Regions from separate parts of the Mus musculus genome. Here region 1 is linked to region 2. A link is a loop called in an ENCODE intact Hi-C map of the cell type or tissue named here. Cell type or tissue: gastrocnemius. All regions are shown on one strand. Each heading gives the region's core, and the rest is flanking DNA. Links, peaks and the distances in the headings are about the cores only. Region 1 holds the start of A630023A22Rik (RIKEN cDNA A630023A22 gene). Region 2 holds the start of Gm41131 (a long non-coding RNA gene).

Region 1 (15,492 bases), core at 2,451-10,450, 260 kb before region 2:
ACATCTAAGTAGTCCAAGTAAGGAAGTTTTAGGCTCCAGTGGATTGCCTACCTACATTCCAACTAGTGAAACTCCCAGGGTATTAAGTGCATAGGGAGGGATCCCTGCTAGGACTGAGATGGCCTGTCTACAGATTTCATTTCATTAACTATTTCATTGCCAGAAGTCAAAGCATGACAAGAATATCCCTTAGCTACTCAGTCAAGTGGCTAGTTCTTCTACCAGGTTGGATTGTTGACGAAATTAGATAGGCAACCCATAGTTCTTCCACCAGGTTGGATTGTTGACGAAATTAGATAGCAGACCTCTGCGTTTGCTGGTTCAGACAACCAAAGATTGAAAACACTCAGGAAAAAAATTAATCTATACTGAACACACACATGCTTTTTTTCTTGTCACTATTCCCTGAACAATGGTTATATGTCATATAAATTTACATATTATCTGCATTGCATTAAATATTATGAACAATCTAAAGATTGTTTAAAGTATAGGAGGGTGTGCATAGGTTATAGCCAAGACCAGCAGCATTTCCTATCAGGGACTTGAACATATTCAGTTTAGTATTGGTGGGGTCTTGGAACCATTCTCCCATGGACACTGAGGGACAAGTGTTATATTTTTAAAACACTACTTTAAGAAACTTCAGGCAGGATGGCATCAGGGAGGCAGGCAGTAAGATAGAGGTGTTGGAACTATTTTTGTGTTTTAGATTTCACAACGAAGTTGCTCAGGGGATGGGAGATTAAGCACAAGCCAGCCTGGGCTGCCACTAGGTCACCCACGCAGTACACCTCATCACAGATGGCATTTTATAGATGAGAGAGCATGTCTCACCGAGGTGAAAACAGAGTCTGTGTATGTTGACAGAGCTGTGGTCCGGACCTGCATGACCCAATCTGCCCCATGCTCTCTCTATGTCTAGATGTGACTCTGGGCTCCTTACTTTCAGCCTTGGCTCCCTGACATGCAGTAGTGGGTGACGAATATATATGGCTCATGTTGAATAAGTGAATGGCTCTGTACTCCTGGGTCCTGAGAGATGCACAGGAAAGGAGCCTGGGGAAGTTGACTGAATAAGGAAACGACCTGCAAGCCTTCCTTGTCTTAGGGCTTAAGAGTGGATCTGTGTCTGTGACTCACTTCCCTCAACCATCCCCCATCGGGCTGGACAGAGAATCAAAAGAATAGTCTGAAACATGGAGGAAAGAGCAATAAATAGCATTACATAGAACTGTGGCATAGAAACACTTGAAGGGACAGGCCCCACCCAGGGAACACAACTTTTAGTAATGAAAACAGAAGAGAAAAGCCAACATCATAAAACTCCCTTCTAACCACCCCCTTGTGCTTCCTTCCTCTAGGCCGACACCAGTGGTTACTACAAGACTGCCCTGCTGAACCTTGTGGGCACTGACCTCTGAAAATGTCAAAAAATAGAACAAGGGCAAGAAGTGTGAGCCCAGCCCCTGCAGCTTCAGCCCCGACCATGGGTGGGGGTAGGGGACACCTCATCTGGCTTTTAGTCTTCTGTTGCCCAGTTTCTGATGCTTCTCATCCCATGCTTCTGACCCGGATGATGAGACCAGCCTGGGTTTCCCTTCCACCTCTCCCGTCAGTCATTTCTAGGTATGTGTATACCGCCCACCCTAGCATTACCTCTGAGCAAACGGAAACATCAACATGAAGAAAGAAGCTTGCAGTGTCCTGTGGGTCATTCCTTCCCCTTCACACAAAATCTCCTGGGCACAGGGCACACAGATGCCTTGGCTCTGACCCATCTACTGAGTCAGGGTCTTCAGAGGAAGAACCAAGGAACATGGATTTCTAGCAGTTGTCTTAGCTGCTAAGCATCATTATCAGGCAGCCAGTGAGCATGTGGGAGAGCACCTCTATGAGAGGACACGGCCGTGGATCTGAGAAAGGGTCACATAGCTCTGCCAATCGGGACACTCACTTAACGGAAATTGTTAGGCTCTAGGTGGAGGAAAATTCTTACACCATCCTAATAGCACGCATTAGATGGGATTACAAATCCCCGTCCTGACCCAAGTACGCTGTGGTCTGAGAAACTCGGGCTTGTCCAGTCATTCCCTCCATGCTGAAGCTTGCAGACTAGGGAGCCGCCCAGCCCTGAGCATGAATCCCATCCTCTGATCGTGGTCTCCGAGCCTGAAGAACATGACAGAACTCTTCTCAATATTCGTTGGGCTTTCAGAATCATAAACATTTGTACTTTCAAAAAGTGTCTGTGGATTTGTGGGGGGTACATTTGTGTGTACTAGGGTATATAAACTGGAGTGTGTGTGCACTGGGGTATGTGCATTGGGGTGTGTGCACTGGGGGTGTGCACTGGGGGGATGTATGCATTGGGTATGTATACACTGTGGGTGTATGTGCACTGTGTGTGTGTGCACTGGGGTGTGTGTGCATTGAGGGGGGTGTACTGGAGTGTTGTATACTGGGGTGCATGCACTGGGGGGTGCATGCCCTGGGTGTGTGTACACTGTGGGTATATGTGCACTGGGAAGTGTGTAGTGGGGGATGTGTGCACTGGGAAATGGGCACTGGTGTGTGTAAACTGGGGTGTGTGTTTGCACTGGTGATGTGCACTGGGAAGTGTGCACTGGAGGGGTGTGCACTGGGGGTTGTGTGCACTGGGGTGTTATGCACTGGGGTAGAGGGCATGCTTACTGACTGGAAGGTCAGAGGTTGACATCCAGTTGTCTTCAATTTCTTCTCAACCTTAATTTTGTTGTTTTATTTTGTTTGTTTGTTTGTTTGTTTGTTTTTTCAGGACATGGTTTCTCCATGTAGTCCTGGTTGCCCTGTAACTAGCTGTGCAGACCAGACTGTCCTTGAACTCAGAGATTTGGATGCTGGGACTAAAGGTGTGACCCACCAGGCCTGGCTCTCCACCCTAGGTTTTTTGAGATAGCGTCTCTCAGTGATCCCGGAGTTCACTATCTCTATCAAGCTTACTGACAGGTGAGCTCCTTGGACCTGTTTGTCCCCATTCCTCAGTGATGAGGAGAGGGACACGGAACCCCATGCCCAGCTTTATGTGGGTGCTGAGGATCCCAACTCAAGTCCTCACGCTCGCACAGTGAGTACCCCCGGAACCAACGTCCCAGCTCCGTCCATGGGTTCTTATCTGAGAAACAGAGCTTTAGGAAGCAAACCTGTGGGCATCTCCCTAAGGCAATGCTTGGAGTGACATGTGTCCCATATAGCCCTGGGGACAGGACTTCTAAATGGTGATTATTTCCATTCCCCTCCTAGTTTGTGACCCAAATTCTCATATCTCAGGGATAAGTGAGGCATTAAAGTTAGTTAGTCCTATAGCAACCTGCAGCTTTTCTGTATTCTCTGCTACTCACGCACCCAGGGGTGACCCTTGCTGAAGTTGGTATATATAGGGTACACTTGGAAGTATCCATAGATGAGAATTTATTTTTTTTCTTGAATGGTCCTGTCTTTTTTCTGTTACTGTATCTGTAGAGTCCTTTCCAACTAAGCCAAAGTCTGTTGGAAGACCCTGCTATTAAGGGAGTGGTCCACCATGTCCAGACAGCTCTCTGAGCTTGGAGTAAAATGGAGGACTTCCTCTCTCTCCAGGGCTTCCTCTTCCCTGAGCTTATCTGGAGAGTGTCTCTAAGCACAGGTGCCTGACCGTACCTAGAGGATGACCCTGCACAGAGCTTCCTACAAATGCACACAAGTCCCATTCAGCTCTTCCCGCACATGATCAGTCGGTACTGTGCTATGACCCATCAGCCCGTCCTGCCCATAACCCCCAAAACCTTACCTCTGAAACATAAAACAGATCTGTCTCCCTGAAACTATCTCCAGAAGTCCTTCCGGCATATTCTCAGCTGTACAAACCCTGCTCACAGCTCCTGCTCCCTCTGTCCTCATGGGGCAGCGCCCAATGCCCCACACTACCCCAAGGAGACCCACAGTCACACAGTCAGCCTCCTTTACCTTCTCTGAGCACCCTCCCCATGTGTTTCTTCTCCAATTCCAGCTTCAGCAGCAAGCCTCCCTCTCCCAGGGTAGCCCTAGCACCCTCTGCTCACTCTGGCCTGCCTTTAGCAAGAATCCTGTTTGGTGGCTTTTGTCAGAGTTCCCTTTACCTCTATATCTCCTCTGACCCTTGATTCCCAGTCCCCATTATTCGTACAGAACTAAGTCAAGTACATGCAAGGTCTCTTCTCCCTTCATGCAAGCTCTAGAGAGAATCTGGTTTTACAACTTTAGTTGTTACCCACCTTGTTTCTCTGTGACCACGGGTGCTCTGTGCTTACGGTCTAGCCAGGACTCTGTACCGAGAAAGGCTCGTCCTGGTGCTCCAGCTCCTTAGCTTTCTCAGAGAGCTAACCCATCCCAGAGGCTCTGGTCTCCTATCAAGGTGTGTGACTCCCTTGGAGCTAATTCATTTCCTTCTGTTGCAACATGAGCTGACAGACAAGGGCTAAGCAGCCGGGAAACTGAACCCAAATCTATGGCTGTGGTGTAAATCAGTCTTCTTCCTGTAAGAGCTTTGGAGGGCTTCCAATAACCTTTTAGGGATTCTTTTCTGCTTAAGCAACCCATAGTAGACAACTGTACTGGCAGCCCTGTTACACAGTATTGCTGTTCTGATCACATCATTCTCAGAAAAACCAAGTACTGTGCAGGCCAGAGCTTTGCCCTATTCATTTTTTAATATCAAGTATCTGAGTTAGTTACTTTTCTATTTGCTGTAACCACACACATGACACAAACAACTTATGACAAGAAATATGTGTTTAGGTCCCTGGTTTCAAAGGGTTTGGTCCATGGCTATCTGGTCCGCAGGAACTTGGACAGAGCATCACAGTGGCTGGAGCATTACGTCAGAGAAGGTTCTAGCATCACAGCAAGCAGAGCGAGAGAGGAAGGGGCCAGATATCACCAAAGACCCCCCTCCCTGTGACCTCCCTTCTCCAACTCCACCCCATCTCCTGAACTTGCAAGAACCTCCCAAAATGCACTACCAACGTAGGACCAGGTTTTCAACACATGAGCCTTTGGGGGCAGCTCAGATTCAAACCCAACTATGTCTAACATGCATTTGGCACTCAGCGAATGGTTTCAAAAGAAAGGCAAGTAAGGGTAAAGAACTCGAGGACAGAACATCTCGCAGGTATAAAACAGGGCTTTAATGGCCTCAGATTCTGAGGCCTCTCTGTGGGTCCTCGGCCAACCCTAGTAAACAGTAGCTCAGAGGCAGATCTAAGGGAAGACGGTAGCTGCTCTCATTCGACTGCAAACGGCTTCTAAGTCTGCCACTGTTGAGACTGATTGAGAAGACTGTATCAGACCACCAGTCGGGGGAGACTTGAGGGCAGTGACCAGAGCAAGAGCTTGGCACTGGTGTCATGCTGTGGGAAGGGTAAGGCTGGAGTGTTGGCCTTGGCCTGCCTGGTTTTTATTCTTTAGCCACAGAAGGACTGTCTTCCTGGAATTTGAATACTTGGCAAGAAATAGAGGGGAAATGAATTTGTGGTCAACAATTTGCTGTTACCTGAACTATGCATTCTATATGACGCCAAGTTGTGGCTGGTCAAGTAAAGTGTTAAGGTGAAGTTTGAACAGCTAAAGGCTGACTTAGTACTCATGAAGCAGACAGGGCAGGAAAGAGCATTCCATTCTAGGAAAAAGGTATGCAAACAGCAGAAGGGATTGGTCTGTCCCAGACGTGCTAAAGGAATGCTGTGTTAGCGCCCACAGAGATAAAGACAGAGGTGTCAGGGGCAAGTTAGTGGAGGCTCAAACTGCTACAGGCTGAGAGGCTCAAAGGGTTCCCACAGATGGTGGGGTGCCCTTGCAGGGATATGTAAGAGAGTATCTTCATGCTGGCTTGGGGGGAGATATGGGCAATGGTTATGGCAACCTGCAACAGAAAGGCTGAAGTAACTGCCAAGCGTGCAGCACTTTGTGGGTCCAAGTCAGGAGGCTGGTCTTAATCACCGTCCTTGTAGAGGGTGCTTAGAATGTGTTATGGTACCCCAAACTTGTGCACTTCTGTCCCCTTAGCAAAGAGCAGGCCCTGACAGCCATTGCTCCTACTAAGACCTTAAGTATCTGAAATTCATCTGTGAGCCTCAAGGCTAAGCCTGAGGCTCCAGGCACTTTCGTGGCTTCCTCATGATGTGAAGTCAAAGTGGGCCCAGTCTGATGCCTCGGTGGCCTACGTTTGCCCTTATCCCTCTGCCAGATGATTCCTGGTTCTGGGCCTGGCTCCTGGACGACCATCTGATTGAATACCAAGACCACCAGCTTGGTTATTAGGGCTTGCCCGCCTGTGTGATATGCTGTGAGCTAGACTCCTTCAGTGTCTCTCAGTCCTGAATGCCCAGGGTGTCTGATGCTTGGTATTGAATGGACACAGTCCACTCAGTCTGCCTAGATCCTTCAGAAACTCCCTAGGGCCCCAACTTTGTAGCCACATCTTCCTCTCTTCCCAGAATGCCTTGCTGCTGGAGCACATTATTTGGCCATGGTGAATTGTCACCTTCCACAGTTCCTCTTGGCTCTGTTGTCTTTGGCTCCGGGCCACTGAGCTTCTCGTCCTGAACTCTTCCCTATCCTCCACCATAAGTTGTCCCTAAGGGAACAAGGAGAGGGCCTCTTGCAGATATTGAGGGCACCCTCCCCCCTGCCTTCTGCTGTGACTCTGGCGGCCCATCACGTTTCCCTCTGTCCACAGCCAGCAAGGGCCCACTGCTAGCTACGAGCCTGGGTAAAGCCACAGCCTGCTGGCCTGGAAACCTGCTCTCGCAGTGCCCTCTGGTGGCTTCCTTTGACCAGAAGAAAGACTAAATTGATTAGCTCTGACTCCCACCGGCCTATTCAGGGAGGAACTGGAGGGAAACCCTGCCCTCCTCAGCAAGGCTTGGGATAGTTACATGCTGTCCCGTGCCCTGGGTTCCTAGAGTTGTGTGCCTTAGAGTTGAGAAATCCATGTCTCCAATAAATCCATGTCTCCAATAAAACTTCAAAACCTCTTCACTGTACTGCAGTGACTCTCACAGGTCAGTGTTGGCCTTCTTGCCCAACCTGTCCTCCAAGAAGTGACCTGTCCTTGCCACCTGTTTAAATAAACCAAAGCATTTCTACAATAAACCATTCACTGTGGGCTTTTTGATGTGAAGAATGGGTTTGAGACAGGGTTCCTCAACCTTGGCTGTCCTGGAACTAACTCACTCTATAGACCAGGCTGGTCTCAGACTCATAAGGATCCTCTTGACTCTGTCTCACAAGTGCTGGGATTATGACATGTACCACCACCACCCAGCTAAAATAGGCTATCTTTAATCTTGGGCTAGAAAACTATTCTTAGTCAAGACAGAGAAGTAATAATTCCAATAGAAAAATAATGATAAGTTAGACTTCAAAATTTTCAACTTTATCTGTAAGAGAATCAATCAACAAATAAAGGACTAGAAAAATGAATATATATATATGACATGTTTCCAGAGTATTTTAAAATTCCCATAACTCCATTATAAAAGGCCTAATTTAAAGCATGAACTCCACAAAGAAGCAACTATGGGCAACAACATAAAATATGTGTGCATTTCAAACCTTCAGAAAGACACATGTCTCATACTGCTAATAAGAAATTAAAATAATGTACACATTTGCAAAAGGTGTTTGGTCACTTCTTATTACTTTTAAACAAACACTTTTCTGTGGGATCCACCAATCCACCCGTGGTGGTATTTAGAGAAAATTATTCATAAAAGATAAAAACTAGAAAGGATCCCAATGTCCATTTGCAAGGAGGTGAATGAAGAAACTGGAGTGCATCAGTAGGTGGCAGAGGAGAGAGGCTGTATCTATGCTCAGTGTTCTGACCTGTGAAGCTCTGAATGATTAATACTCTAACATTCCCTGAAAAAAACAAGCCTGATATGACCACTAGCCTGGCACCAGGGTGCCCATACAGGGAGCTAGCCTGAGACAACCAGCCATTAGGCATTGCACAAACCCTGATAGGATCCCAGGGCAGGGAATGAGCTGGAGACTAGAAAACCCCACCTGGGTCCTCACCCCCTCCCCACCGCAGGAATGAGCCCAAGACAGATGACCATCACACGGAAGTCCTCAGATAGTTCAGGGGCAAGGAGCAACCCAAACGACCACCAGTCTGTCACCATGGGGCCTGGACAGGGACCTAGCCTGAGATGACCACCAGTCGAGAGCAGTACAGGCCTAGTGGAGCAGACCATGCCCAAGACGATCCTTACTCAGCGCCATAATGGACAGGAGGAACACAGCACTCCTAAGACCAACCCAGAGGCTCAGAGACCCTGGGCTTGCGCCACTAAGAGGAACAAGTAAGTGGTGGAGAAATGGGAAAGAAAGAGAAACAGAAGGATGGGGAGGGGCAGCAATGAAGAAAGGTAGAATGGGGGGGGGGGCGATAAGGAACAGCCCGTGAGTAGCCAGTAATGCCTCCTGCAACCACCAGGGGGCCTCGTCTAGGTCCTTGGCCCTGGGGCAGCAGGGATCTGTTACGACCAAAGGCTGGTGTTACCAGGGCTGTGCAGAGCTTGCCCCATCCTTCACCTGGACATCCTTGGCCAACTGCAGTACTCCAGAGAGCCGGCTCAGTATTTCAGGAGTTGTGGGTTAGCAGCCCCAAAGGTGTGAGAGCATGGGAGAGCTGGTCCCACCAGTTGTCTTCAGTGAAGGGACAGGGAGAGATTCCCTGCCCTTCACCCCTTACCACCAATAGCAGACAGGAGAGCTGGTCCCAACACTATCAGAGCTCAGAGTGGGAGAGCTATCCCTGTTCCTCACCAACTGTAATCTTGGAAGAGCTGCCCCTGCACTTCACCCGGGCAGCATTGTAGAGCTAGCCCTGGATGCAGGGGTTATGAGTGAGCCGACCCTGAGGGTGTGAGCACAGGAGAGGGACCCGGACTCTTGTCTGCTCTATGGTGGAGCTGATGAGGGAGAGATCCTCCCCTCCCGCGCTGGTGAATTCATTCATAATTGGTTGTCTAGACATTTCTCTTTTATTTTTTTTTCAAGGATGGTTTTCTAGACATAGAATTCTTGAGTGATTTTTTTTTTCATTTTCTGCTTTGACTATATGGCCCCTTTGCTTTCTGTCCTCCGAAGCTGTAGTTAGTCATATTAAAGTGCTCTTGAACGTGGTAGCTTATTCTTCTAACGCCACTTTAAAGATCCTTTGTGGCTTTGATGGTTTTGATTCTGCTGGGAGTTTGTTTCTTTTTATTCAACCAAGGGCTTACTGGATTTCTTGAATATATAAATCAGTGTTTTGTGGCGAATTTGGGATATTGATGGCGATTGTCTCTTCAAACATCCTTCCAGCTGCTGTCTAGTCTGCTCAGATCTCTGGAACTGTTGGGTGTTTCTCACTCTCCTTCCTGTTTCTTACGCTGTCTTCAACTCACAGACCATTTCCTGTGCGCATTCTGAAATGCCATGCAACTTCCCACTTCTGGATTTTTACTTTTTACCCTCACACTTGAATTTGACCCTCTCTCTAGCATTGTGTCTCATCACTGAGATCTGCTCTCTGCTTAGAAAGCACTGCTGTCCTGTGCTTCCAGTATTTGAATGTGGTTTCCTTCCTTCTTTTCCTGTGCTTATGGAGGGTGATCTAAAGTCTGTGACAGCGTGTCCAGTGTCTAGGTTTCCTCAGGGACAGTGCACACTAACCAACTGTTATATTCATTATTTTTTCCCTAAAAATGGGCCATACTCTCTTGAATTTTTTTTTTGCACTTCTCATTATTTTTTATATTTTTTATGCTTTAGGTAAAATAAAAGTGATATTTCTAAAAATAAGACATAATCCTTCTCTAGGATCTGTTGTTATTGCTGTTGTTGCTGCTAGTGATACATTTTGTTTGTTTTGTTTAGTGATTTTCCTGAACCACTTCATATTTGTCTAACTAACTTGCTATAATATATCTAATAATAACCTAAGCCTTTGTTATATGCAGTCACAGAAATGGTGTCTCAGCTTAATGATCAGCTAATGCTGGCACAATGCTATCTTTTAGATCCCTCAGATTAGTGATCAACTAAAGATTACACAGAGGTATCTTTAGATCCTCTGTGCCCCTAAGTCCATTCTTTGCTGAGAAAGTTTTTGTGTGTTGGGTCATATATTCAATGTTCCAGCAAGCACCTGCCATTGCCTGTAAGTTATTCAGAGGTTAGCCCCATGTTAACCCTTCTACCTAGCCAGGAATGTTAGAGCTTTTCAAAGGCATGGACAGATCTTGTTCTCCAATGTTTCCTTTTAAATTTTTGACATGTCTCTTATTCGATCCAACTCATCCTGGCCACCAACCGCAGTGGTAAGCAAGTTCCATGAGTTGGTTTTCTGTGTTTTGTTCATTTATTGTAGTTGCTTTGTTTTTTTATTGGGAGTAAAGGCGGTTGGTTGGTTGGTTGGTTGGGTGAGTGGGTGGGTGGGTAGGTGGGTGGGTGGTTGGTTGGTTGGTTGGTTGGTTGGTTGGTTGGTTGGGTGTGTGGGTGGGTGGTTGGTTGGTTGGTTGGTTGGTTGGTTGGTTGGGTGGGTGGTTGGGTGGTTGGTTGGTTGGGTGGGTGGGTGGTTGGGTGGGTGGGTGGGTGGTTGGTTGGTTGGTTAGTTGGCTGGCTGGCTGGCTGGCTGGCAGGCTGGTTAGTTGGTTTTTCTATACAAATGCGCTCAGGATATTTGTGCTGTCACAAATTAATCTCTGAACCATGCTAAATGGGAAACTCTTCTCGAATGGAGCTCTTCCAGAGAACTGCAAGACAGTTCAGTGTCAGTTCCCCAAGTGGGAATTCACAGGGAGCATGAGCCTGTTCTGTCAGCACCAGAGTCTCAAGGCTTCTGTTGTCCTCGATTGCCCTGTGAAGCTGTCTGCTTTCAAGTGTCCCAGGGAGCTGGGGAGAGGAAGATAGGAATAAGCAACCTCAAATACCATGCTTACTGGCTTTACTTGGGTTTCATTATTTTTTTATTGACTAAATGCTATTTAAAATGTTGAGAAACCCCCAGCTAATTTCCAGAACTATGAAATAATTGATCATAATGATTGTTGTTGAAAATGTTTCTCAGCAGTCTTCCCGGGACCCTGGATCTTACAATCTTTCTGCCCCCTCTTCCTCGACGCTCCCTGAGCCATGGCTGCAGGAGTTATGATACAGCTGCATCCAAGGGGCTGCGGTTCCCACTATCCGTCGATCTTTGCATTGTACCCAGCTGTAGTTTTCATTGATGGTTTCCATTTGCTGTAAAAATTGGCTTCTTTGAGGATGGGTGGTAACTCTACTTATCTCTGGGTATAAGGATAAGATTTAAAATATAAAGGAATCGTGCTGCTCCCGATAAGCAGCAACAGTAGGTTCTTTCCTAAGGCCAGGCACTCACTAGCCCTGAGAAGCTGGCTAGGTTTTCAGTACCAGGCATTATTTCCTTCCTGATGAATGGCATACACAATGCTATGCTATTCAGTTGTACAGAAATATGAAATTGTGCTAGAGAGCTGACTCAGAAGTTAAGAGTGCTTGCTGGCTGCTCTTCCAGAGGTCCTGAGTTCAATTCCTAGCAGTCACATGGCTCATAACCACTTATAATGAGATCTGGTGCCCTCTTCTGGCCTGCGGGCACATATACAGTCAGAAAGCTGTATACATAATAAATTTTAAAATATTTTTTTAATGAAATCACTAAATTTGCAAGTTAATGGATGGACCTAGAAAAGATTATATTGAGTGAAGCAACCAAACCCAGAAAGGCAAACACTACACGCTCTCCCTCACCTGCGGGTTCTAGCTCCAGTTCCTCAGACATGAGTATATAGCATGAAGTAATTGCAAAAGCCAGGAAGGTATAAAGGGACCATGGGTCAGTTGGCTATAAGGGGAACAGCAGGACATGGATGATATGAAATGAAAAGGAAAAAGTGGGGAATGAGGCTCCAGCTGGGATGGACAGAGGGAGGTCAATATCCACAAAGAGCACGGTTAAATAACACCAAGGTTGTTTGATACCATCTCATGAAGTCATATTATTTTATATCAACCTAAAATTCTGCACAGTACATATAAGTGGGTGTATATCTATGCACACACACACACACACAGTTTAAAGGAAACTAAGCCACTTGGCCTGACAATGCCCCCCACAAGAACCACAGACTAATAAAAACCCCAGTAGCAGGCATGAGTAACCTCCTTTTGAATGGCTGGTCAAGGTCATCTAAGTGACCCCCCAAAAACAATATAGATTATCACTGCAGCATGTTTTTGCCTCTCAGTGGTTGGAGGTGGCCCCTGTTGCTGAAGACACCACACACTCAGGACACCAGACAAGGACGAGTTAAGCTGGACCTGACCTGAAAACTTCACTCCTGCAGTCTAGCCTATCAGAAAACACTATTTGAGATGCCGAGCGGGGAGGGAGAAGACAATTCAAGAGTCCTACCCAGCCACAACAGCCGTGACAATGACCAGCATGGCAAGATAGCCATAAAGATGCAGAGAGGAGCACTCACATGCTGGGGGCAACCAATGGCTGCCTAACTGGACTTTTTAAATAGTTGTATTTATTTTATTATTTCACGTGTATTGGTGTTTGTCTACTTGTGTATCTGTGTACCACATGCATGTCTAATGATCCTCGGAGGCCACAAGAGGACATCAGATCCCCCGGGACTAGATTTACTGATGGTCGTAAGCTGCTATGGGATGCCGGGACTTGAATCTGGGTTCTCTTGACAATGCTCTTAACAGCCAAATTGTCTCCCTACACAGATACTTTTGGGGGGTACAGGATCTCATTTTGTACAGCTATCCTACAACTTGCTATGTTGACTGGACTGGACTTGAACTCACAAAAAAATCTTGCCTCTGCCTCCTGAGTATTGAGTTTAAAGGCATGAACCACCAGAACAGTCCAGAAAGTTCTGGCTAAGCCCTGTGGCCTTTATCTAAAGCACATTTGCATTTTTTATGAACCATGTTGGCTAAACTTACTAGAGATCCAGACATCTGCTTTTCTAGCAGGTTCTTCTATAGTATTTGTTACCAATAAGCATTCCAAGGGGTCTCATTCTATGTGGCTGTGTGGATAGCCAGTGTTTGGAAGTATCCAGAACCTCCACGCCTTGGCCCTCCATTCCCCACTTATCAGCAGTTTCCCAGAGTACCCCAGACCCTGGGACCAAAATATGCTGGCTGGCCCTTTAAGCTGTGATTCCACTATACATGGCCGCTGTAGGCAGATGGTGGGAAGATTGTCCTACAAACCTCAGGGAGCCTTTGGCCAAGAAGAAGGAATGGTTGAAGCAACTGAAGGAAGGCTGCCGAGAATGAGCAATGATGTGGCCAGACTCTAATCGAATTCTGGACTTCCATGGGGCATGCCGTCACTGCTTACAAATGGAGTCCAGCCACAAAATTGAATTATCAGCTAAGCAGGTTCTAGAAGCACAGAGCATCTCATCCTCTGCAATGTGATTAAGGGCTATGTGAGCGAGGACGGCCTCCAAGGCAAGGGATCTGGAAGAGTGCTTTTCTCTGGCCAAAGCATGTGGAAGAAGATTCCATTGCAACATCCCGATCATCTCTGGAAGCTTGAGAGTGCTGTCTGTCTGTCTGTCTGCCTGTCTGTCTGTCTGTCTTATCTATCCCTCCCTCCTCTGTCTCTCTCTATCTCCATCTCCATTATCCTCTCCCTATCCCTCTTCCCCCCACCTCTCATGTGTGAAAGTGAGCACATGTGACTATACTCACGTGATGTGTGCACTATCAGCTAATAGAAGCAGGAAGATAAAAGTTGAATCCCTCTCTACCTTCACTCACCAAAAGCTCTCTGTTTCCTTCTTTTTAAAGTAATAGATTGGGAGCCAGCAAAACGGTTCATCACATCAGCCATTTGCCACCAAGCCAGACCCTGAGTGCAATCCCTGGTGCCCACAGGATAGAAGGAGACAACTGTCTCCCATGACTTTCCCTCTGACCTCCATAGGTATGCCATCATGCACAGAGACACTCACAGTATATACATGAAAAAATGGATTGGAATTCTCCGTTACTTTTAAAATCTCACTTCTTAATCAGCAATTTATAAAAAGGCAGGTCATACCTGAGCCCTTCACAGAAAAGACAGGTGTGGTAGACAGTTTTATGTCAACTTGACATGAGCTAAACTCATCTGAGAGGAAGGAACCTCAAAAAAAAAAAATCTCAGGGTTGTTTTGATTTGCATTTCCCTGATGATTAAGGATGTTGAGCATTTTTTCAGGTGCTTCTCAGTCCTTCGGTATTCCTCAGTTGAGAATTCTTTGTTTAGCTCTGTACCCCATTTTTTAACAGGTTTATTTGAATTTCTAGAGTTCAGCTTCTTGAGCTCTTTGTGTATGTTGGATATTAGTCCCCTATCAGATTTAGGATTAGTAAAAATTCTTTCCCAATCTGTTGGTGGCCTTTATGTCTTATTGACAGTGTCTTTTGCCCTATAGAAGCTTTGCAATTTTATGAGGTCCCATTTGTCGATTCTTGATCTTACAGCACAGGCCACTGCTGTTCTGTTTAGGAATTTTTCCCCTGTGCCCATATCTTTGAGGGTTTTCCCTACTTTCTCCTCTATAAATTTCAACTGAGGAATACCAAAGGACTGAGAAGCACTTGAAAAAATGTTCAGCATCCTTAATCATCAGGGAAATGCAAATCAAAACAACCCTGAGATTCCACCTCACATCAGTCAGAATGGCTAGTATCAAAAATTCAGGTGACAGCAGATGCTGGCAAGGATGTGGAGAAAGAGGAACACTCCTCCATTGCTGGTGGGATTGCAAGCTGGTACAACCACTCTGGAAATCAGTCTGGTGGTTCCTCAGAAAACTGGACATACTGTACTACCAGAAGATCTAGCAATATCCCTCCTGGGCATATATCCAGAAGATGTTCCAACTGATAATAAGGACACATGCTCCACTATGTTCATAGCAGCCCTATTTATAATAGCCAGAAGCTGGAAAGAACCCAGATGTCCCTCAACAGAGGAATGGATACAGAAAATGTGGAACATTTACACAATGGAGTACTACTCAGCTATTATAAACAATGAATTTATGAAATTCTTGGGCAAATGGATGTATCTGGAGGATATCATCCTGAGTGAGGTAACCCAATCACAAAAGAAGACACTTGATATGCACTCACTGCTAAGTGGATATTAGCCTAGAAACCTAGAATACCCAAGATACAACTTCCAAAACATAGAAAATCAAGAAGGAAGACCAACACGTGGATACTTCATTCCTCCCTAGAATAGGGAATAAAATATCCATGGAAGGAGTTGCAGAGACAAAGTTTGGAGCTAAAACAAAAGGATGGACCATCCAGAGACTGCCCCACCCGGTGGTCCATCCCATAGTCAGCCACCAAACGCAGACACTATTGCATACACCAGCAAGATTTTGCTGA
Region 2 (15,492 bases), core at 4,023-12,022:
AAACTGATCAAACTAGGCAGGAGTTTTGTTTCGTTTTGCTTTAGGGTTCTTGCAAAAATCCAGGACCTTGCATAGACAAATGTTCCACCACCGAGCTACAACCTCAGGCCCTGAAATAAGCAATACTGACATAAAAGGCACTCTAGGCTTCCAGAAAGAAGGACCCAAGCCACCGGTTCCTGCTGGCCTCCTGGATCCCACCCCCACCCCCCACCCCTGGGGTTGGCCTCCTCCTGACCTCCAAGCAAGTTCAGCCTGGGTCATGAAGCAAATCCCTAGTGGGAAGGCTGTGACTCTTTTCTGAGCAACTACCCCAGCCTCTGTGCCTCTGACTTTGCTATCTCCTGGTGGGGCCAGCAGGTCAAGTTTCCTGATGGCCCTTAGCCTACCCAAACACCCTTGCCTGCCTGCTGGAATCAGCTCTCAACAGACCCAGAGGGAGGAGTCTGCTGCCAACTTCTGGGCAGATAGAAAGCCCAGGCCCTTACCTGCTCCCTCAGTGGCTTTCTCTGTGCGGTGGGCCAGGCCCTCGGCCGCCAGCTTCCCCAGGCCTCCCAGCATCGTATGGCAGCAGACAGTGACAGGTAAAGCTTGCTCCTCAGACTGGAAGAGCGTGCTTTTTATATATGCCTACCACAGCCTGCCAGGCTCCAGGGCACCAAGCCCTTACCTAGCCAGTAGTAGGCTGAGCAGATGAGTCAGGTCAGAGCCTGGGTGGGGCTACCCCAGTACTGTGCACAAGCCTTCTTTCAATGAGCCCCCACCCACTACCCCCTCTTCAAGGACCCTGTGAAGCAGAGATAAAAGGCAGAACCAGAGAGGTCATCTCTGAACAGGTCTGGTCTCCAGGGCAAGGAGCTCAAATGTTCTTCGAGAAGATAGCACTTGGGAACAATAGTTCTGCCAGGTCCTAGCTGGGATCTAGGCTCTCTAAATCTGGGCACTGCTGTGTGCATGATGTCAAGACCTCTGGGGTGCCTGTCAAGAGTCCTGTCTGTGGCCTAGTCAGCCTTCTAAAGCCTAGCACCAAAGCACCCCTGAGGCCAGACACAAGTGGTCCCATTGCCAAGGACCCTGCCCCAGCAGAACAGCCAAGTAGTCGCCCCTAGACAGGGGGCTCAGAGTGTTGCCTGACCGTCTGGAGGGCACAGCATTGACCCATGTGGTCATCCTGGCTCAGTCAGCTGATTTTCTCTCATCTTAGCTCCCGGGTTACCCAGGACTGGGGCAGCCAGCACATGGGGACATGCTGGCCGCTTTGTACCCTGGGGCGGGGGGGGGCAGCTTCTAGGGAAATCTGTGAGTTTAACCGTAGCCACTTCACTTCCCATATCCTAGACAATGAGGCAGAAGACCCCATCGCCACTTGTCTTAACTAGAATTCCCCCTAGGAGCAGTTCTACAGTTTCCTGGTGTGTCGGATACAGAGGGTCAGGGTGCCTCCCTCATTACTCAGGATAGGCAGAGATTCCTCAAGCCACATTCCACATATTACCTCCCTTAATCACTAGTTCAAACAAAGCCTCAGTTTCTCCATCTATAAAATGGGATAGCTATGTCTTCCTGGCTGTGTCATTGATAGTCAGTGGGTCAAGTACACAGGTTCTTGCAAATACCTGTTCCCTCCTGCTCATCCAAGAAATTCCTCTAGACAGTAGGCCCTGCTCACTACGGCAGGGGACCAAGGCGCAGCTGGGATGTTAGACCCCTTGATGCTAAAGAGATGAGGGATATGGACTCCATTGACCTAGGGCCAGGGCCAGAAGGTCATCCAATGTCCCTATTTACATAATCTAGACTATGGCTAACATCTCTTCCCTGTTGAAGCCTCTCTCATCCCTCAAACCTGCCCTGCTAGGTATGACACGACTTAATTAGTGTTTACCAGACGAAGGGCCCTCATAGCCCATGCCCTTTAGAGCTGAGGTCCTCCCACATTCCTGTGTGGTATTGGTAGACCCGGACTGTGATTAAAGGGTGCTATGGGCAGCAGGACCTCCGGTCACATAGCCAAGCCCCATCCATATCATTGCTATCTCCTTGGGGCAGACGTGGACAGACAGGTGACTTGGAAGAGCCCTTCTTAAGAAATAGAAGGCAGGGAAAATGATTACTCAGTGGGCAGAGCACTTGCCACATAAGCCTAAGGGCCTGAGTTCAAATCCCCAGGATCTGCATAAAGCCGGCTCCAGTATGGAGTGTCCATAATCCTACAACTAGTCCAGGAAGATGGGAGGCAGAGGCGGGAGAACCACAGGATGCTTGTGGACTGTCTAGCCTGGTATGTACAGTGGGGAAAAATATGAGACTCAGTCCCAAACAAGGTGGCCGGTGAGGGCTGATACCCTATGTTGTCCTCTGACCACACATATGTCACAGCACACACATGCCTGTTGCAGTCATACACACAATGTACATATACACAAAGACCTTTTTAAAAGAGAGAAAAGAACACAAATATGTGATTTTTGCTACTCGTACAACTGGAGATATATGCGTGTGTGTGTGTGTGTGTGTGTGTGTGTATACATACATACTCTCATGGCTGCAAAAATGACCATGAAACTAAGGTCCCTGGAACTCAAGTAAGTCCAGTCCTCCCTACTTTCCTCACTCAAGACAAAGTTCCAGAGTATTCCTTCCACTTGGGGTGTTAGGCTGGGAAAGGAGTGTACTGATGGGGGGTGCTTCAAAATGCATGGAGATAGTTTTGGAACCATCAAAGGCCCTGTTTCCATTGAGAGTGCATGTGACCCCTACTCTCATAAGGGTCCTCTCTTGCTATTCCCCTGCCAGCTTTAGAATGGCCTCTGGACCCCTCCCTATAAACCCTTCGTTGTTCTCAGCTTGGCTCTCCTCTCTGAAGCTCACTAGCCCCAACAGACCCTTGTCAAAAGTCAGCCCACACAGCCCAAGGTGCTGTTCCTTCCCCCTGCCCTTCAGGCCCTGCTGCCCAGGAACACTGCCCTTCCTAGGACAGCGTCTCTGGGTGAGCACTCCAGTGATGTCACTCGACTACCCTTTGCCCAGACACACACACCCCCAAATGTCAGGAAAAGTCGAGGGACTAGGAGAGACCAAACCATCCAGAGATGGACTTAGGTCCCTGACCCCATGGCTCTGGCCCTGGTCCAGTCTTACTGGTCATTCAACTCCAACTGTGACCTGTTCCCTGGTCTCCCAAGCCACCCCGAGTGTCCTGAGAGGTCTTCTGTGCTCCTCTAGACTCCTGAGAATGGATCCCTTTCTAGCCAAAGATTCTCCTAACCATGACAGATTCTGTGTCACGGGGTAGCTTTCCTCACCTGCTTGAGACTGAAGATACCTCAGGTGGGAGAGTCTGCCCTCCATTGCCCCATCTTGGAAGACACTCCAGGGGAGCAACCCTTGAACACAGACACCCAGGCAAACCTATCCTGAGCCAGCAGGCCAAGTCTAGTCTTCCCTGGGTCAGAGAGAATCTGGCTTTAACAGGAGTGAACCAATTTTCCAAGCAGAATTTGCTCAGCAACCCAGTCTGGCAAAGGACCTGCTGGCTGAATCATCAAGTCGAGGAAAGCTGATTTTTTAAATACCGATTGCCAACTTAGCAAACACCAGTGCTCTTTTTAAAATATTTACTCTGGGTGGCTAAATACAGAGACTGCTGTCTCATGTCTGTCTAAAACATCCAAAGGGTGGTCGTCCATCCTGCCTCCGCTGCCTCATACTTCAGCTCGCAGATCTGAGTTTTTGTACTGTATACTGTACCCACAAATCCTGCACATGCTGAGTCCTCCCAGTCATAGCAGAGCCTTGTTCATCCAGACTCTCATAGACCTGGCTTGTGGGTCACCAGAGGAAGCTACACCCAACAGGCTGTGTCATCTTACACATATTCAGGCTATCAGCAAGATTCCTGGTGGAAACCAGAGAGCTCAGAAAGGGACCATTCACAGGGGCAAACAATAACAGACAGTGGGACACTAATCATCAGGAATTATAGCAACTATTATCTCTCTAGATATCTCGGGGGGACATAAGATCCCTGCCTCCTGGAGCTGTGGCTGTGGAAGAGTCAAGGGACAGAAGCTGCCGCCATCATCCCAGAAACATGGACACATCTAAACCATCCACAATGGGGAAGCTGCTGAGAAAATAGCTACCTCTTCAGCTTCCAGCCAGCATCTTCCTTCCCTCTGACTGGTCTCAGTTAGGCTCAGAGTCAGGAGCCCAGGTAATGCAGCCCAGGAGAGCAGTCCAGGGGAGCTGGTAGAGAGTGTGTGGGTGTGGAAGGGGATCAAAATACCAGCTTATCCTTCCAGAAACAGTGGCTTAATTCTAAATCGCCTCTCTCTCCCCTCCTTAGAATTGTGTGGGACAACAAAAGAAAGAAAAGAAAGCCGGTATCAAGCCTAATTTCAGAGTTGGTACGGCTGCTGTGAAAAGCAGTGTGGTGATTCATTGAAATCCTGAAACCAGGAAGATATAATCCTGGTTCCTTCTGCTGCAGACCCAAAGGAAATGGAAAGGCTGTCTCAAAAAATACCCATACCCCTATGTTCTCTGCAGCATTAGCCACAATAGTCAAGATGGAAACAGCCAGATGTCCGTCAAGGAAGGGTGTCTTAGCTGGGTGTGATGCTGCAAGTTTGCAGTCCCGAACTCGGGAAGCAGGAATATCAGGAGTTCAAAGTCGAGCCTCAGCTACATAATGAGCTCAAGGCTAGCACGGGTATGTGAGACTCGGTCTCAAGAGAAAGAAAGAAACAAACAAACAGAATCAACCAAACAACTAAAACCAAGCAACAAAAAGTAGCTAACAAGAGTTTACTATGTATGCACAACACAATGTTAATCAGCTTGAAAAAGCAGGCTTTGCCATTTGCCTCGACATTCTGCTAAGTGAAACAATCAAAGTGTAGACAGACAAATGTTGAATGACCTCACTTGTATGTTTAGTCTACAAAAGCCAAATCCACCGATGCAGAGAGTAGTGGTGACAGGGATGGCACACTGAATAAAAGCACAGATCTGTGCTGGCCGCGGGGCTCAGGTGGGAGGGTTCTTGCCTAGTGTGCATGAAGCCCCAAGTCAGATATGGTGGCCCACACCTCTAATCTCAGCACTCCGGACTCAGGTATAGGCAAGATGATTAGACATTCAAAGACACAAGCTCCAGGCCAGCCTGGAATCCACAAGTCCCTGTTCAAAAAAACCAACCAGACAACCAGATTACCTTCCCACCTAGGCAGGGCTACAGAATACCATGAAATAATTAGCCAGCAGGAAGTTACTCCAGGTTGCCTCTTTGTTTCCACAAAGATTAAGGTAGAGGACCTTCATTGTCTTGCTAATTGAACCTGGCCTCTTTGGTAACTCTGCAGTTTCTTTTGTCCAGTCCTCTGGGAGGGACAGATAAACAGAAGGGTTTCATCTTGGTTCCAAGGAACTTTAGCGAAAGTGATTCCATTTTGATTTTTTGTTTGACTTGGTTTTTTTGAGACAGGGTCTCTTTTCATAGCTTGGGCTGTCCTGGAACTCACTATGTAGATCTCCACCCCCGCTCCAGCCCCCAGCCCCGCCCCTGCCCCCACCTCCACCTCTCGAATGCTGGAATTAAGGGCATGGGCCACCACAACCGGTCCTTCATTAATTTTTAACCTGGTCTTTGCCGGCGCTTACTTCAAAACAAGGCCTCCTGTAATATGTATTTGACAAAATCAACAAACACCAATAACACTTAATGTTCCCCATAGTCCCAGTATGGGTCAAGTGTTTCTGGGATTTGCAAATCCTCCCAGATTTGCAGATGAAACAAGATAAAATCATTTTATTTAGAGCAAAGTGATATTGCAGATTAAGGGCAAGGGGCAACAGTCCAAATAGAATGTGGGCCACATGAATGAAAATACTCAAGGCAGGGAAGGGGGCTGGAGAGATGACTCAGAGGTTAAGAGCACTCATTGCTCTCCCAGAGGTCCTGAGTTCAATTCCCAGCAACCACCTGGTGGCTCACAACCATCAGTGATGGGATCCTATGTCCTCTTCTGCTGTGTCTGAAGAGAGCAACAGTGTACTCACATACATAAGATAAATCAATCTTTAAAAAGAAGAGAAAAGAAAGCACTCAAGGACCCCGCTCGTTGAGTGGGGCTTCCTTTTATGGGGTTCAAGAGAAAGAGGGCTGGCTTCTAGCGTGTAGTTTCTACTTTGACAGCTTAGGCCTTGTATTCATTCTTCTTACTGAACATGTCCTGCCCATAATGCATCACAATGATAACTAGGGAATTGCCCCTAAAAGGTTACTAAAGGACACAACTTTGTCTCGCTGCACATACACTCAAAACTAGGTCAGGCCAGATTGGCCCTTGTATCGTCATACCTGGAAAGGATAGAAATTGTCTAAATTTGAGTGTTACTGAGGGTGGGGAAACCTAAACTATTGTTCAGAGATGGGAGGTCATGTAGCTAGCTGCAGGTGGAGGGCAAGGGGCTCTGAGGTTGGTAAGTGCATTTGGAGAGGGGTAGCTGTGTACACAGTAGAAGCAGATCAGGGAACTAGGCTGTCAAGTGCATTATTACAATAGGAGAGAGTGTGCATAGCCAAAACCAAACAGGGGTTGGGGAGTGGGGGATAGGGGTGGGGGCCGTGTTGAGACCAAAGTGCCAAATTATCTCCTAAGCCTGCCAGGCTCATTGAAAACGCAGGATATCCAGGCTGCAGAGCCTGTGCCTCTATTTCCAGCTACTACATAAGAGGCCTCCCTCGAACACCAAATCCCCACCAGCAAACACGGGCAACTTAGTGAGACTTCCCATCTAAAGGCAAAGGGTGATGTAGCAGGTGATGTAGAGACTGTGCCTAGCTAGGGTCTATGAGGTACACAGCCAGCCCTTCCTGACTAAAACTGTATATTTCTTTTTTGTGTTGTGTGAGTGTTTGGCCTGCATGTGTCTGCCTGTATATGTACTATGTGTATGAAGTGTTCTTGGAGGTGAGAAAAGGGCTCCGGATTCCCTGGACTGGAATTGCAGATAAATGTGAGGCACCACGAGGTACTGGGAACCAAACCCAGGCGTTCTACAAGAGCGGTGACTGCAGAGGCACCTCTGTATACCCACACCTTTCTTTCTTAACATCTAATATCTTTAAAAGTAGAAAATGCCAGCTGGGTGGTAGTGGTGGTGGCACACATCTTTAATCCCAGCACTAAAAAGACAGAGGCAAGTGGATTTCTGGGAGTTCAAGACCAGCCTAGACTACAGAGTGAACTCTAGGACATCCAGGGCTGCACAGAAAAAAAAAAACCCAAAAAACAACCAAAAAAAAAAACCTGCCTCAAAACAAACCAACAAACAAAAAAGAAAGAAAGAAAACATGCCATGCATACTGGAATATTATAGCTCCTTATGGGCCCTTTACCCAGTGGTAAATATCGTTGTCTCAGATCCCAGATAGCTTATCAGTGTTTCAGTCTTGAAAACAGCTCTGGAGGAACGACTTCACCCAATCAAGAAGCAGCAGAAAATACTTCAGCCTAAGGAGGGACCCGAAGCTTTTACTATCTTCAGCTGTAGATCTAAGTCAAGAATAAAGGCGTGGCTGGGTTTGGGCAGTGGCATGCAAAGTAGAAAGGAGAGGGCTAAGAGGGGGCAAGGGAAGGAAGAGAGATTGGCAAGTAGGAAATTCTGCTCTTGCCTGCTTGCAGTCTAAAGGGAATCAAGGTTGGGAAGCTGTCAGGGACTTGCCTGTAACCCCAGTACCGGGGAGGTGGGAACCTAGGAAGGTAAAGAGTTAAATGCCAGTCTGGGCTATCTATGCACTGAGATCCTGCCTCAAAGCTGAGTGTGTTGGGCCACGGCACCTGAAGAAGAGCTTGACCAGGTGGTCATCGAGAGGGGACTGAAGTGGAAGCTAGTCAGCTGAGACAGAAAGGGAAGGCCTGAGACAGCGGGCAGGTGGCTAGCTAGTGCTCGGCTTTGGAGCGCAGCTAGCATGGGAAGACTTAGCTTTCAACTGGAACAGAAAGCCTAATTCAGAAACGTGTCACCAAAAACTTTTCCTAGAAGCCCTCTGAGCCCACAGACTTGACCTGTCCTCTCCTAGCAAGAACTGGGCCCCACATCCATGCCTAAAGCAGAACAGGTAAGACGCAACCACGTGGGCCGCCAGGGATGAATCCCTGAGTCACACTGGAGAAGGAGAAACAGCAGAAAGACAGTGCGACATCTTAGGTTCAGCTCTTGGCCCCTGTTTCCGACCCAGCACTAGTTCCTGCTGGTGAGGTCTTTTGGAGATACCAGAAATCCCCGACAGCCCGAAACGTCACTTTAGAGCTTTCTCCTTGAGCTGGAGGTAATGGTATCGGCTCCTGCACACTTGAGGAGGTATTCTTTGCGGGGGAGGGGCAGTCAGCCCCATGGATCCAAGTCTGGGTGCCAGCCTGGAGGGTGAAGAAAACCCAGAGCAAAGGCCTTTTTGAGCTCGTGGAGATACTGCCCTCAACTGGCAGGCTGAGGAAGACCTTCAGGGCCAGCCTGGAGCCAGTTTGCAAAGGAGGCTGTTTTTAATCTTGGAGGACCTGGGAAGGGTATGGTGTCCCGTGTCGTCCCGTCCCCCCCCTTTTCTTTCTTTCTTTTTTTTTTAACTGAAGTGGTAAACCCTTTATGTGCCAATTGGGGAATGGTGTTACTCGGGCGGCAACAATAATTTCAAAAAGGCCTGGAGATGGGAAGGGAGGCGGATGGAGGTCTCCCCGGATGTGTCTCTGATGAAAGGTTTCCTAGGCGTAGCCTCACCCTGTGGCATCTGTGAGTCACCCAGCAGCAGGGCGCGCCCCGGGTTTAGGTCCCGTGCGTGGACACGTGCTGAGTGCTGGGTGGGACCTGGTTTTGCAGGATCCCTACTCAATCTGGGACTTGTCGGACGAAAATGTCCAGCTTCGTTCTGGACCAGAAATTTATAGTTGGCTTGAGAAGAAAGGGGAGCTTAAGGGAGGTCGCACAAGCACACTGCCTCACAGACGCTGCACTCCAAGGCCACTGGCACAGGGTTCCCCGCGCACAGGCTTCTTCCTTGAGGGACTGCGCTCCGGGTGAGTCACCGCAGGGTGTGGCCGGGTCCGCAGCTCCCGCGGTTCTGTAGCCTGCACTGCCTCCTGTCGCCTGAGGGCCCTTCCACCCCCAGGCGCAGGTTCCCCTCTCCCCAGCCTCCAGAAGCACTCCTTCAGCTTCAGAGATGAGTCCCCAGAGGATCGGGGAGCAGGTTATTCCCATTGTAGGTGCAGTCTGCTTCCGGGAGAAGGGAAGCTTTGAATTGGGGAGCTAATGAGCAGTAGGCGGCGGAGAGGATGGGAAACCCGCCCCTAACGGCGCCAAAGAGCTGGGCCCTGCTTGGTGGAATCACTGAAGTGAACCCAAAAGGATAATAGTAGCTTTAATTAAAGGCACATCAAGGAGACAGCAGCTGAACAGAGCTCCGGGCCAAGCTCAGCCGTTCCCAGACTGGAGAGAAGTGCCCAGTCTCCTCACTGCTGATGGCTGAAGATGGGCAAAGTTTTGTCAGATCCTGGCTAGCAGTCTGGTCCTTGGGTCCCTGGCAGCACTTATCCACGCCTGGGAAAGGAAGCAAGACATAGTACGGGGGCAATGCCCTAGGGACCCATAGCTGTGCAGGGTTAAATCTCATTAGAGTCTGCTCCCCCAAAAATCTCACATTGAACCAGAGACTGTGAGGAGTGTGCACCCCCCTCCTCTTCACCCTCCACCCCCAATACCACTAGACTTTTCTGTACAGCCCTCTGGGATAGGGCCATCCTTTTCTCCTCTTGGAACAAAAAGATAGTGTCCTTAGCCCTAGGGCATTGACTTGAAGTTGAAAGTATAACCTAAAAACAAAATTCTAGGCCTTTAGGCCCAGGCTTGGGAATATGACCTCTGTGCCTCATTGCTCCAAGGTATGCTAATCATAAAACAGATAGCGACATTCCTCCACCCACCCCCTTCCTAGGTTCAAAGAGTGTTCATTCAAAGAAAGTCACCCTGACCATTGCCGGAACCCGCTATGCAAATGTGCTATTGTTAGGGGCTCTTAGAAACTGTCTTGAGAGATAACCTGCACAATTACCAGGTATTCCTTTCGACTCTTGTGACTTTGCACTTCCTTGGGACTCTTAACTGGTATCGCCCTCCCACTTCCTGAGTTGTGGTTTCTTCCTTTAAATACCCCCTTACTCAGCTACTGGGGCGCCACGGTCCTCTACCCCTGCGTGGTGTATGACTGTGGGCCTGAGAGCGCTCTTGAATAAAAATCCTCTTGCAGTTTGCAGCAAGACCGTTTCTTGTGGGTGATTTGGGGTGTCGCCTCTCCTGAGTCAGAACGTGAGGGAGTCCTCACGTTGGTTGTGGGTCTTTCAAAGTCTCTTGCCTTGAGCCACTCAGATAATGAAGGTTGGTGAGTCCTGCTGCCAGAGCACTTAGTAATCTATAGCTCTGGGCCCCTCCTTCCTGGCTTGTTTCCTTAATAAGGGAGTTAGATGTGAGAAACTAAGGCTGGGACCTGCCTAACAGGTGACACTTCAAAGTAATAAACAGCTGTTGCTTCTCCCCACCCTACCCCCACCACCCAAAGGAGGTTGAAAACAAAAAATTCCATTGGGATCTGGGAACCTCTTGGTCCCATCTGACTTGTACTGGGAGACCCAGCAGGTGGAGGTCTTGCTGGCAGAGGTCCACCTCAGTGAAGCTTTACCATAGCCTGGTGTTGGACCTGTTACCTGCTTGGCTCCTCAGATGGGCTTCAGCAACCACCAAAGCATTGTCCCAGATAGGTGTCCCGTGGCTCCTTCATCTCAGGGAGACTATGTCAGAGGATTTCACACTACAGAGACCTGCCGCTCCTGTCAGTGTGCCTCAAGAAGGTGCTGCTGCTGATGGTCAGGTAAGGCACTGCTCACTGACACCCTGGGCATCTTCTACTTGCTGCATCTTGTCTTTTGTGTCCTTGCTGCCACGGCTTGGAGGAGTTCTGGGTTGTTGAGGACATCTGCAGTGGGTCAATCCCGCTGACTGTGCTTTATCTAAACATCAATTTGGATTTTTAAAAGTAAGCCAGAGCCAGCTCACCCGGCCGAGGGACAGGGTAGGAGCAGGTCAGCAGACAGAATTATGGGGGCTTGAGGAAAATAGGGAGTAAAAGGCTGTGAGGGATGGAGGAGTGGAGACACGTGCAGGACCTTGGGGGTTCCTCATGGGGAAGGCGGAGACCCTAACTAGAATGGGCAAAGCAACTAAAGAATACAGAAGGGCTGAGTTCGGATTCAGAAGACCACTCACCCAGTGGGTGTGGCTTCTCCCTCCTCTGCCTTGGGGATTCCACCTGACGATCATGGGAGCTCTCAAGGCTGAAGATGATTCTAATAGACACTTAGCAGGGGTATTTCTATTGCTCATTTGCATGACGTATGTACGTGCGTGCGTGTGTGTGTGTGTGTGTGTGTGTGTGTGTGTGTGTGTGTGTGTACGTACATGTTTAGGCCCTTGGAGTAAAACCCTGCTAACTCAAGCTTGTTTGTTCTCAGAAAAAAGGAAAAGATTTGGGACTTTGGTAAGGAAAGGCTGGGTGTCTGGACACTTGTGGGTGCCACTCCAGGCCCAGCAGCCCTGAGAAGTCCCTGATCCCAAAGGCGAGGAGAGGGATTCTAGAGTTTGGTAAGTCAGTCTTTGATGCTAGTCCTAAACAAACATTACTTAACTGACTAACATATCTATCTGCATAGTTAAAGCATGACCTAAAAGTAGAGATGACAAAGGGGACACACGTGCCAGTCACCCTTAAGATACTTTGACAAGCCCTGTAAAGTTTGTTTAGTGAAAGTGGCCTCCAGATTCCCAAAGTAACCTAGGTGACTGTCATCATTGTAAGCCATGTGGCCAGGTGCAGAAATCAGGGAGAGGTCTGCTGTGTCGCTCAGTCGAGTTTAGTGATTTGTTTAATTCACTTTCTTTCTTTTTTTTTTTTTTTTTTTTTTTTGGTTTTTTGAGACAGGGTTTCTCTGTGTAGCCCTGGCTGTCCTGGAGCTCACTTTGTAGACCAGGCTGGCCTCGAACTCAGAAATCCGCCTGCCTCTGCCTCCCTTAATTCACTTTCTTTCTTTCTTTTTCAGGACAAGACCTCTCTGTAACCCAGTCTGACCCTGAACTCACGATTCCCCTGCCTCTGACTCCTGAGAGCAGCATTATTTATTTGTGTGTGTGTGTGTGTGAGAAAGAGAGAGAGAGAGAGAGAGAGAGAGAGAGAGAGAGAGAGAGAGAGAGAGAGAGAGAGATCACACGCATGTGTAGCACAATGTGAATGTGGAGGTTAGAATTCTTGCAGGAATCAGCTCTTTCCTTCCATCATGTAGTTCCAGGGATTGAACTCGGGTCATTAATCTTAGCAGCAAGCTCTCTATCCACTGAGCCAGCTTACCTGCCCCAAGTTAGTGATTTTTAAAGTCAACCAAAAAAGCCCAGCTTGGCTCCTATCTGTAATGCCAGCACTTGGGAAGCGAGGGCAGGAAGGATTGCTGGAAGTCAGAGGCCAGCCTGGACTACTGAGTGAGACTCTGTCTCAAAAGAGCAAACCAAAACCCCTAAAAGGCAGCTGTGCATGGAGGTCTACTGCTGTGATCTTGGAGGTAGATGCAGAAGGGTCAGGGGTTCAGGTCCACTTCAGCTACATGGTAAGTCTGAGACCAGTCTGGGATATATGAGATCTTGTATCAAAAAATAATAATAAAAATAAACCATAAATATAGTGGTCCATGCCTTTAATCCCAGCACTCAGGAGACAGAGACTGGCAGATCTCTGTGAGTTCAAGGCCAGCCTAGTTTACATAGCAAGTCCAGGACAGCCAGAGCTACACAGTGAGACCTTGTCACAAACAAACAAACAAACAAACAAACAGAAAGGTTCCATTTATGTAAAGATGGGGAGGCTGGAGAGATGGACGGCTCAGCAGAGAATGTGCTGCTTTTTCACAGAATTGGAGATTAAGTTCCAGCATCCGTGAAGGTGGATCGTACCTGCCTCCCTCTACTCCAGCTCCAAGGGGTTTGACACCCTCTTCTGACTTCTGAGGCCACTACCCTTGTGTGCACAAACCTCCTCTCAAATACATTCATATACACATAAGTAAAAACTAAACAAACCCAGTCAATATTTAACTTTCAAAAAGGAGAGAAAAAAAAGAGAGAGAGAAGGAAGTTTGTAGGAGTTTGGTCTGGTGCTGCTTGTATTCAAATCCCATACTCTAAGATCTGGTTACCCCCAATGAGGGGATCCTCACGTACACCAAGGGATGCTATGCAACGTTGCTCCCCAAATTAATTGGTGAATAAAATGCTAAAGCTTGTGATTGGGCAATAATAGATAGCGGTAGATGAGTTTTCAGTTACCTGGCTGGGGGTTGCAGGTGGGGGGAGGAGAGAAGAGCGAGGAAGGAGGAGGGAGACATCCTCATGGGGTACATGGATCATGAGCACATAACTATGGGGGTCCTGCCTACTGGAATAGGAGCTGTCCAGGTGGAGCATGTCAAGTAATACCTTGGGGCTATTGACAGGGAAGTAGACAAAATAGCACAGAGGGTTGATATCTGCCTGGCTCTAGTGCTTTAAGGCTTATTATAAATATAAAGCTTTTGTGTCTTTTATTTGGGTGTTAAATGATCTAAGGTGGGGTAACCCGCACCCCCCAAGTAATATTTCCCTAACAGAAGTTAACTAAAAGCAGCTGAGGTTGGAAGGTTTATTTTCCCAAGGTTAAACATCAGAAGGCCTGCAGGAGGAGCCAGGGAGTGGGACTCCTTGAGTAAGAACAGGCCTAGGACTAGAGCATGGCCTTTCTTTTCCAGAGGTTAGCCCAGAGCTTGGGACTGAGGTTAAAGGCTGGGAGCACTGCAGGTGCCTGTAGGTCTTCCTGGAGCAGGCTGACCTTGCTGTTTATCAGTTGAGTCCAGAACAGGGATTTCGGGGAGCAGAGACCTCTGCAAAGGCATTGGGAGGTACGAGACTTAATAGGCCCAGGTCTGCTGCCCGTCCTCCACCCCAGAGAGCTCCCAGGTGGGCACATCTCTCAAGCAGGCACACTTCCTGGGCAGGCACATGTTCCTGAAATTTTGCGTTGTGGGAGGAGGTATGTTTGGGAGCACACTGACTGCCCTGAGCCTCCTTCCTCCCATCCATGGGACCACTGGCCCTCTGTTCTTTCCCTCCTCCTCAGCAGTGGAAGCCTGCGACTCACCCATCTGGATTCAGGAGCTCAGGGGCAGGTTGACTGGGCTATTCTTGACCCCTGCTCCCTATTGCACAGGCTGGGTGGGAGATAAGTGTCTCAGGCCACTGTGGACTCAAGCTCTGGCTCTGGCACTGGCACCAGACTGGAGGCCTGGACAAGTGGCTTAAGAGTTCTGAACCCATACTGAACATCTAATAAACAGGTGAGGCCCCTAAGGAGGATTCCAAGATGAAACAGCCTCATGCTAGCCCCCAGTCAGGCTGGGTGCCTGGGCTGTTTTGAAATTTTGAACTGGCTCCATGGATACCATAGCTGAGCATGAAATCAGGCGGTTCTGGAACAAGACTATCCAGCTTGTACCTAGTCCGGAGACCACTCAGCTCTGTGCTCTTGGGCACGTTGTTTAAACTCAGTCCCTTAATTCCTTCTTTTTTTTTTTTTTTTTTTTTTGTTTTTTCGAGACAGGGTTTCTCTGTATAGCCCTGGCTGTCCTGGAACTCACTAGGCTGGCCTCAAACTCAGAAATCCGCTTGCCTCTGCCTCCTGAGTGCTGGGATTAAAGGCTTGCACCACCATGCCCAGCCCCTTAATTCCTTCTTAAGGCTTACCATGGTGCATACCAGCTATTTATTCATCTTCAGCACTGAGGTTTGAACCTACGGCCTCATGCTTGGTAGGCAAGCATTCTGCCACCAAACTATACTCCCAGTCCCAAATATGTCAACACCATTTTCTTTATGATGTCCTGTAGTCTCCTGGGCTAGAGGGGAAAGGAAAGCCCACCTGTCTGAGGATGTCAGGGGCCATGGAAGGTGCCTTGGGTTGCTCTGCTGTCCCTGTTCACCCTGTGGTTGAAGCCCTGGTCCCCGTAACACACAAGCTGCAGTTACACAGACATTCTCACCCTCTGCCCACCTGAGGTTCCTCAGACACAGTGAACCAGGCAGGCAGTGGGATCCGCTCTAAAGGGACACTGAGTCTGAGACCCTGTCTAGCCACTGCACTTCCATGGACAGTATCAGCAGCCTGTTATTTAGGGGGAGCCAAGAGAAAGGATGATACACTGCTGCTAAAGACAGCAGGGCTCCTGAAGGCACAGGTTCCAGAACTCTTCACGTGTACCTGGTCCCATCAGATGCTGAGCCTTGATGTCTTTCCCCTGGGAATGTCCAGAGGGCTTCATGAGGGTCGGCATAGCACAAAGAAGAAGCACTGGTGGGAGTGGGGCTCAG

The links. A loop is a pair of places that touch in the nucleus more often than their neighbours do. Peaks named below come from ENCODE experiments on the same cell type or tissue, not always from the same donor. Only the 100,000 strongest peaks of a DNase experiment are listed, where the experiment ranks them.
Region 1: it touches region 2 in a loop (2.9-fold over the local background); 2 of 42 quality-filtered maps call a loop at or near these places.

The regions. Positions count from the first base shown.
Region 1 is chr14:34,098,327-34,113,818 of GRCm38, forward strand. It overlaps A630023A22Rik (RIKEN cDNA A630023A22 gene), which reads right to left and starts at 4,428. Exons shown (of 5, transcript NM_001251843.1): 1 at 4,272-4,428. It overlaps Anxa8 (annexin A8), which reads left to right. Exons shown (of 12, transcript NM_013473.4): 12 at 1,365-2,245. The coding sequence ends at 1,424. It also overlaps the pseudogene Gm24998. In gastrocnemius, for the core only: CTCF peaks have their summits at 6,817 (motif pointing left) and 8,508 (motif pointing right); DNase peaks (open chromatin) are centred at 6,784 and 8,511; H3K4me3 peaks cover 224 bases.
Region 2 is chr14:34,354,798-34,370,289 of GRCm38, forward strand. It overlaps Gm41131 (a long non-coding RNA gene), which reads left to right and starts at 10,330. Exons shown (of 2, transcript XR_874521.1): 1 at 10,330-11,691; 2 at 12,147-12,774. Fam25c (family with sequence similarity 25, member C) reads right to left here and starts at 596. Exons shown (of 3, transcript NM_183278.2): 1 at 489-596. The coding sequence starts at 561. It overlaps Sncg (synuclein, gamma), which reads right to left. Exons shown (of 5, transcript NM_011430.3): 5 at 15,477-15,492. In gastrocnemius, for the core only: CTCF peaks have their summits at 8,488 (motif pointing left) and 9,150; DNase peaks (open chromatin) are centred at 8,458, 8,820, 9,161 and 9,392; H3K4me3 peaks cover 1,630 bases; H3K27ac peaks cover 2,224 bases.